Linked DNA regions of Homo sapiens: region 1 is linked to region 2. Evidence: read pairs that join two places in POLR2A ChIA-PET (ENCODE). Cell type or tissue: PC-3. All regions are shown on one strand. Each heading gives the region's core, and the rest is flanking DNA. Links, peaks and the distances in the headings are about the cores only. Region 1 has its middle 130 kb from the start of TENT5C. Region 2 has its middle 25 kb from the start of TENT5C.

Evidence for each region. Peaks named below come from ENCODE experiments on the same cell type or tissue, not always from the same donor. Only the 100,000 strongest peaks of a DNase experiment are listed, where the experiment ranks them.
Region 1: POLR2A ChIA-PET joins it to region 2 with 10 read pairs; 1 of 35 experiments calls an interaction of 5 or more read pairs at or near these places.

The regions. Positions count from the first base shown.
Region 1 is chr1:117,736,487-117,740,884 of GRCh38, forward strand. No RefSeq gene overlaps it. Among named protein-coding and RNA genes, the nearest start is that of TENT5C, 130 kb to the left of the region's middle. In PC-3, for the core only: no CTCF peak of the experiment used is centred there; no DNase peak of the experiment used is centred there; H3K27ac peaks cover 314 bases.
Region 2 is chr1:117,628,452-117,632,849 of GRCh38, forward strand. No RefSeq gene overlaps it. Among named protein-coding and RNA genes, the nearest start is that of TENT5C, 25 kb to the left of the region's middle. RefSeq lists enhancers at 1,857-2,407, 2,408-2,958. In PC-3, for the core only: no CTCF peak of the experiment used is centred there; DNase peaks (open chromatin) are centred at 2,380, 3,190 and 4,040; H3K4me3 peaks cover 1,147 bases; H3K27ac peaks cover 1,809 bases.

The DNA of each region.
Region 1 (4,398 bases), core at 152-4,151, 110 kb after region 2:
TTATATCTTTTAGACTTAGATCAGCTAGATCTTGAGTTAATTTTTGAATTAATTCTGAATATAGTGTGAGGTGTGGATTGAAGTTATTTGTTGTTTTATGTAGATATCCAATTGTTTCAGCACCATTTGTTGAAGAGATATTCTTTCTCCACTGAATTGTCTTTGCATTTTTTTGAAAATCAGTTGACCATATTTATTTGGATGTATTTCTGGATTCTCCATGGGATTCCATTGATCTATTTGTATATCTTGATGTCAATACCACATTGTCTTGATGACTGTAGCTTTATAATAAATCTTGAATCAGGAATGTAAGCCCTCCAATATTGTTCCCCTCTTCTTAAAATTGTTTTGGTTATCCTAGCTCATTTGTATTCTTATATAAATTTTATAATAAGCTCGTTAATTTTTACAAAAAAAGAAGCCTAATGGGATTTTGATTGAGATTATGTTAAATCTGTAGATCAATTTGCAGTGAATTGACATGTTAACAATATTGAATTTATTTAAAATACTTAAATAAAGAGAGAGATATAGCAGGCTCTTTCAATCTAGGAGCCTGGTATATCTCTCCATTTATTTAGGTATTTTAAATGTCTCTTTTCAACATTTTGTAGTTTTCAGAGTACACATATTGTTAAATCAGTCCCTAAGCATTTCATATTTTTATGCTAGTGTAAATGGTATTGTTTTAAATTTCCTTTATCAATTGCTTATTTCTAATACAAAGAAATGCCATTGATTTATGTATATTGGCATTATATTCTGCAACCCTGCTAAGCTTATTTATCATTTACAGTACCATTGTTGTAGATTACTTAGGATTTCCAACATAGATGGTTATGTTGTCTGTGAATAAATCTAGCTTTACTTCTTTTTCTCCTTTTTTTTTTTTTTCCTTTAAGACATGGTCTTGCTCTGTCACCCAGGCTGGAGCACAGTAGCACAATTACAGCTCACTGCAGCCTTGACCTCTTGAGCTCAAGGGATCCTACCTCAGCCTCCCAGGTAGCTGGGACCACCCATGGATGCCACCATGCCTGGCTATTTACTTTTTTAAATTTTTTGTAGTGATAGTGTCTCCGTATGTTGCTGGCTTTACTTCTTCTTCTCCAATCTGTATGCCTTTTATTTCTTTTACTTGCCTCATTGCATTGGCTGGGACCTCCACTATCATGTTGAATAGAAGTGGTAGGAATGGACATCCTTGCCTTTTTCACTGTCTTAGGGAAAAAGTATCCAGTCTTTCTATAGCAAATATAAGCCATAGGGTTTTGTTTTTTCCATAGATGCCCTTTATCAGGTTTAGAACTTCCTTTACATCTCTAAATTGCTGATAATATTTTTCCTGAACGGGTATTAATTTTTGTCTAATGCTTTTCCCATGTCTATTGAGATGATCGTATGGTTTTCCTTTTACATTTAATTTAATAATACAGTTAGCTACCTTGATTGGTTTTTTAATGTTAAGCCAAGTTTGCATTCTTAGGATAAACTCCACTTGGTCATAATCCATTATATTTTAACTTATTGTTAAATTTGATTTGCTTAAATTTTGTTTAGAAATTTTGCATTTATGTTTATGAGGGATATTGTTCTGTAGTTTTCTTGTTATATTCAGTTATTTTTAGGCAGGTTTAATAGAATCACTGTTTTCTCCATTAAGAAGGCAAAGGGAAATATTCTGAGTGTCTGAGAGGTCTGAGTGTGTCACTGACATCTGTAACATTTTAGAGCCCCAGATGTTCATACCAATATTTTATATCATTTTTATACATAAAGTTACACTAGTAAAGAAAAAGCAGAAAGGAAATTTCCCAAATTGTAACAGTAATTTCTCTTGGGTAAATTAAAGGTCTCCAGACATTTGAGGAAGTCCTGCAATAGAAAAGAGAGACATGAAAATAAACCAAGAAAATAGCTGGAGAAAAGAAAAACATTTATTTACTTACCGTTCTTTTTTTTATTCCTTTAAAATGAAATCCTTGTTGCAGAAAAAACTTTTTAAAACTTATAATTATTATTCTTCGAATGATTTTGAGACATATCAAAGCCAGCAAACAAGATCAGAATCAAATGAAAAAGGGACAATCATGGAACAGAAAGAAGTTATGGAAAATAAAAATATAGTTATTATAATGCAAATAAATGATTCTAATATTACAAAGTAGGTATATTAGTCTGCTAGGGCTACCATAACAAAATACCACAAACAGGGTTGCTTAAAGAACAGAAATGTATTTCCCACAGTTCTGGAGCCTGGAAGTCGAAGGTCAAGGTGTCTGCAGAGTTGGTTTCTCCTGAGGCTGCTCTCCTTGGCTTGCACATGGCCCTCTTCTTACTGTGTCCTTACATGGCCTTTCTTTTGCACATGCACATTCTTGATGTCTCTTCCTCTTCTTATAAGGACACCAGTCCTATTGGATTATGTTCCCACTCTTATGACCTCATTTACCTCAATTACCTTTTTAAAGGCCCTATCTCCAAATACAGTCACATTGGGGATTAGGGTTTCAACATGTGTATTTTTGGAGGACACAGACTGTCTATAACAATGCGGAATTGGAAAATACTGTCATGGTGAATGGAAAAGAAATAAAGTCATGAATACTTTATTTCATTCCTTTATTCAAGGAACTTAAAATACTGACAACTACATTGGAGGATCTAGATTGGCAAAGATGGAGCTAGAGACTTAAATCTCATCCAGGAGAGCAGAAAGTCAATGGGTATGACTCCAAATTGGTAAATTAAGAAATAGTGGTAGAGGCAGATTGTATATCCAGAATAAACAGTTAAAAGAGTTAAACGTGGTTATCTCTAGGAAGCATCAATAGAGGTGGGCAGTGTGTTGCTTTTCATTATAAATATCTCCTTACCATTCAGGCATGTTCATGTATTTGATTAAAAAATTAGCAAAAAGCACTATTACCAAAACAAAACAAAACAAAACTGTGGCCTCTCCATCTGTTCTGTTCTTTTTCTTCCAATTAGGTCCTTCTTCGATATTTCCAACAGCAGAGGCCACTTTTGCAACCCAGGACCAGGAGTTACAAGCTCAACTCTCATTCAGTGTTTCCGCTTTCCTCTCTATCCCTTTTTGGTTTTATTTTTGTGCAAATTTATTTCCACAACAGATTGTGGTTTCCTTCAAAGATTTATACATGGCTCACCTCCAGTGCCTTGACAATAACCTGGCACATGTAGATGCTCAGAGTATTTGCTTTTAGAACACAAGTCTTGTTAACCTTCTAGAGAACAGTTCTGCTCAGCATCACATCATCAGCTGTGTCCCAGCCCTTGGAACCAGTATAGAGAGAGCCTCATTAGAATCATTTTAAGGCAAAATGCTTAAATTTCTTTTATACATTTAAGAATGTGATACCAGCAAACACTATTGGGAATGACTGGGAGAACTCTTACCTACTTTACTAAAACATGAAGTTGTTAACCATATCTATATATCTCTCTATATATCTTCTGCTTCACCACATTCATCTATCAGTTTGTCCTCAGTGGGCCCTATCATCTGTAAAGCTTTGTGTCAATGCATAATTTTGTAAACTATGTTACTGTCCTCAAGATTACAAACTGTCCTCAAGTGTGGAAGTCAAGGTTGTTCCATAAATACAGAATTTATACTACAACAACTATAGAGAGTATACAGGTTCCTTTGCCTTGATAAAATTTATGGGTTTGCTTAAAACTAAATGAGAAGTTAATTTTTTGTTAAATAAATCATATTGCCTCGTTGCTTAAAACTAAATGAGAAGTTAATTTTTTTGTTAAATAAATCATATTGCCTCATCGCTTAAAACTGCTATCTCAAGAGATTTCTTTCCTGCATTTCTGATTTATGGTGACTTGATGGCAGTATTTGTGACTAGTTCTAAGTTTCCTGCCAGTCCCGCCTCTCCTGCAATCTGTAAACAATGCCCTGGTCATTCTGTTCCAAAAGGAATGCTCTGTGGAGGCTAGAGAGCCTTTGGGAAGGAAAATAGTCATTCTCTGCACAGTCTGTTTGGTGTGAAAGGTACTGAAGCACCTGGCCAGGGACTTTGGAGCAGGCGATCCTCTGACTTCTCCCACTGGGAGTGCTCCTACGCCTGGGTTTTCAGCATCCAGATGCTCAGATTCTCAGGCTATTTCCAGAGTCACACAGGAGCCAGATCAGGATGGTGGGAGAAAACAGTGGAGAGCAGATGATTTGCTCAGTATTCTCCCTGTGGGCGTGGGCTAAGTCTATGTACTTTATGATTCAAAAGATATTTATTGAGAACTTACACAGACCTTTTGGAGACTCCATAGCTGACCTTCTTTTCTGATTATTCCCTAGAACATGAGCTCTGCTGGTGAAAGTCTAGCTTCAGGCAGTCACATAAATACATACTTAGAATG
Region 2 (4,398 bases), core at 202-4,201:
GCTGTCAACATCAGCCTTGGATGCTTCTCTGAAGGACAGATGCTTTTTTGAGGGGGGAGGGCTGTGTGGTTACCTTGGAGACCACAAATCCCTTAATATTTGGGCTCTTTTTCAAGGTGCCCAGCTAACTTAAACTAGGCTTCGTTGTTGACCACAGCCTTTCAGCTAATACCCACGGCAGGTGTAGTCTTGCAGTTCGCCTTTGCTGGCACCTTGTTTAATTCAGTCCCTTTAGCTCCTAGCCCACTTCAACAACAACAAAGAAAACAACTTCAGCCATACATGTACAACTACTGTAGTTTCTTCACATTTTTAAAGAAGTATAGAAGTGAACAAGTGATACTTGGAGTGGTTGATAGATGTTTGAAGGGTATAAAGAGATGCTGTAGACTTTGGTTAGCAACCTTCCTCCTCATTCCTTTGATCTAATTCACAACAACCCCTGCCCACCCCAAGTCTTGCCCCTTCCGTGGCCTCCCTTCTTTGTGGAATTTCTTTGAAATCCTATGGCATTCTCCTAACTGTCCTCATGAAACTTATGTCTTTGGCTGTGTAAAATCCTTCATCCCCTTGCCTCCACCTGTCCCTGCTCCTCCTCAAACCTTTCAGCCAAGGATGTGCATGCTCTGGAGTCTGGTAGGTGTGGAGTCCTTCCAATCACTTCTTTGGCATGTTTACTCAATAAGTAACCCTCACTCCTCTTAAGCCCTGACTGCCAGCTCACACTCTCCATGTTGCCTCTTCACTCCTCCCTTCATTCTGCCCATCCACATCCATGTCAGTGGCCTCTTTAGCTTTATGATGGACTACCTCTGTTCTAGTCATCTACTCACATCGGTTAGACACTGTCTGGATCTAGAACTGTTCATGAAGGCTGGGGTGACATTCTTCTCTTTTCACTACAAGAATTGGGATCATTGAAGAGCAATTTTCTGATCTTATGCTTGCCCATCAGCCATCCCCACGATCTTCTTCCTCCCCATTTTTACTGCGTGTACCTTCTGAAATGTTCCTTGACTCTGCCCTCTTGGTTGCCTTCAGCTCTTGCTTGGGCTATTTCATGAGTCTTGTCTCTATTTTTCTTGACTCTGTCAAGGGCTTTTTCTAAAACAGATGTGCCTGGGCCCCTCCCATACATTAAAACCTGTGTAAGACCCTACTGTGCAAGAGCAGATGTCAGACTCAACATGTCTGTGCAAGAGCAGATGTCTGGAGCTAGCTAGCCCCAGTCTACCTTCCTATCCTTTGACCTACTATACTAAGCTGGCCTACTTGGAGTTCTGGAGCACACAGCTTCTTCCGTGCACGTGACCCCACAGCAGGCTTCTAAAATCTCAGCTAATCCTCACCTCCTCTGGCTTACCAGGCCCTATGTCTGCCACCTCCCCCTTCCTGCTTTTTCTATTCGTGTTCTTACTGGGTTGCATCAGCTCTTCACCCACATTGTGAACACCTGCGTGCTTCATTCTCTGCCCACTTTTCACATAACTGGCATAGATTTGGTGCTTCAAATGTTGAACTGGATGGGTTTTCCCTGGAGGACTTGTCCTTGGGCCATTAGCCACTTAGAGGCTGAATCCTGGATATTTACCTGAATGTGTTGTAATGCCTCATTTTGGTGCCAGAAACCATTTCAGTCCCCTTGTCCAGACCAATATTTATACGCAGGACAACTTGTGTGGGATGTGCTGGTGCCCAGCTTCCTGGAATGAGTAGTCATGTCCCGGACACTAACACAATTGAACACAAGCTCTTGGCCCCTGAGCAAGGTCAGTACTAAGGGTTGCAGTCTTCACGCTCAGCAGTATTATTTCAAACTCCCCACCCACCCAGTCCTCCTGGCAGACCTATCCTTCTGGTGTTTTAGTAGAATTCCTCTCATGCCATCCCCAAGTGTTCATTCCTCAGCCTTGGAATGAAGCTCCCGTCGTTGCCACCCGGGACCTCTAGGGTTCCAGAAGTACACTTCTAAACGAGCGGGGATTCTTTTTCTCCTTCACTGTCCGAGTAGTCGCCTGGGCGGGATAGTAATGCGCTTGGTTGTAATCTGGGGTTAGTATCAGCTGGAAGATGCTGAGAGCATCAGCAGGACCTGTGGGGGTTTTCCATATGACCTCTGAGCAGCCAGAGCCTCAGTGTGATGGTGCCATTCTGCCACCTTACCTTGGCCTGGAGCCTCATCCTCTCCAGAGGCCTTCAGCTCCGTATGCACTTATGGCAGGTGGAGTCAGAGGCAAGTCAGGGGTGGTGCCCAGACTGGGCTGAGTGGTCTACCCCTGCTCCCTGCCTAAAAGCTGAGTCAAGCGACTTCCTGTCCGAAGTGACGGCATTGGACCTGGGGCCACGGTGCTGGTTTCCTGCCTCCTGGCCCTGTGCCTTCTGCAACACGGGACTGTGTCCTTCCCTGGGGATAAATGCTACCTAGAAGCATGTGCTGCCCTGGCGGTGAGCCACTCCTCAGTACTCTGACTGTCATCACTCTCTCAAGCAGGTTTCTGTCAGTGCCGCCCAGAATCTAGGGAGCTGGAGCCTGTCGGGAGGCTTGGTTTCATACCATTCCTCACCCAGCTCAGAGCAACGCAGGCTACCTGTTCTGGCCATGACTGGATCACAGGTCTCCCAGCTCAGGGCATTTTCACCACAGCAGGCCATCCCAGGGCCACCTTTTACTTAGGAAGTTTCCGAAAATGGGAAATGTCCCTAAGGGAAAGGCATGAGAAGCTGGAGTCGCTGCCTTTCTTTCGGGTGCTTCCCTGGAAAAAAGGTATCCGAGGCTATAGTGTTCGAGAGAGAGAGAGATGGAGACGGGCAGCACCACAGCAACTTTGGCCAGGCTGTTTTCAGCCATTTCAATCCATCCCTTCCATATGGATAGTAAATGAGGTTTTTCTCAAGAGGCCTGTTGGGAACTAAACCCATGAGAAAATGGAATGAGAACTCCTCACTTTAGACTAAGGCTTTAGGTTGACCAAGTACACATTGCATATACATAGCTTGCAGGTCTCAGAAACGTGAGCTAGGTAGCAGTGTTTCCACTGTACACAGGAGCCAGAGGCTCAGTGCGCCTCTGAGTTGCCCAGGGTTACGTATCTTGTAAGAGACAGAGCCCATGCACAAAGATTTGACTGCAAAGCCTGGTTCCCCCACTATTACAACACTGAAAACACTCTGTAAACTATAACTCACCCTGCAAATATTAGTTTTTATGTCAGCCCCCTCTCAAGGGCCTAAGAGGTGTTGAGTTGCCTGGTAATAGATCCGTTTCCACTTATCCAGGAAAGGAATTCCTTGGACAAACCAGCAGCTTTCCTCAGACAACCCTCCCTTTGTGAATCAGGTGTGGGGGGACCCATTGCAGGCTCGTTAACATGTTTGGGGAATGCTCATGGAGCACCAGGTCCCATGCTAAGCATTAGCATTTAATCTTCCAAAAAGTCTGAGATAGGATGATTAGGTTTACAGGTGAGGAAACCTAAACGTCATACAGCTGCTGCAGCCAGCACCTGGCTCTGGGGTGTCTGACTCCCAGGCTCCAGCTGTCAGTTCTTTTACAGTATGCTATTTTGTCTTTGTCCTGCATTTTACAGGGTGGCACATGGAAGAGGCACGGGAGAGCAAATATCCTGCCTTCCAACAGAAGCCTTTCAAGAGGAATGAGGAGGAGGACAAAGCCACTGATTAAATTGATTAGTTAAAATTAAAAATTAAGCCAACTGATGAAGTTAAAATAGGGTGCCTATTGTGGTTGGCATGGCATTTTAAATTAGAATTGAAATGGAAACAGCATCACAGTTTCCCCCACACCTTATCCAGGCAGCCATGTACTATGGGGGTATTTAAACTACCTGCAGGCTGGAGAGGAGGGCGGGGGAGTGCAGGAGGGCTTTTGCAGAAGTCAGGAAACCAGCTCACCTGCAATGCTGAAACAATGAAACCAAGAAGGGAGGGGAGTCAGAAAACTAATAGCACAACCCTAAGCAGTTCCTGGAGTCAAACACCTGTGGTTTTTCATGCACTAAATATAGTGGAAGTTGGGTCATCTTATCCTTAAATAAACACTACAGCTAGCAAAGACTTTTTTGAAAAGAATCTTTACATTGGCTCAGGTAAGCGGGAGCCTGGGAGAAGCAGCGCTTGGGTGGCTGTGAATGGTCTGCGGCAGCCTCTGGTCCTCATATCCCCTGCTATCTCAGGATCCCACACAAAACATTCCTCTGTGGTTTTTTCCCTGCTCTTAAGTCAACTGCATGTACCTTGTTGTCCCTGTGCCCTTCATCCCCTCCCCCTACCGTGAGAGATCAGTTTCCTTGGCCTTCACCTGATCTGACCAGGAACAGCAGGAGAGGTGCTCCCTCTCTCTCTCTAGCTCTGGCAAAAGAGGCAGCTTTTCAGCAGGCT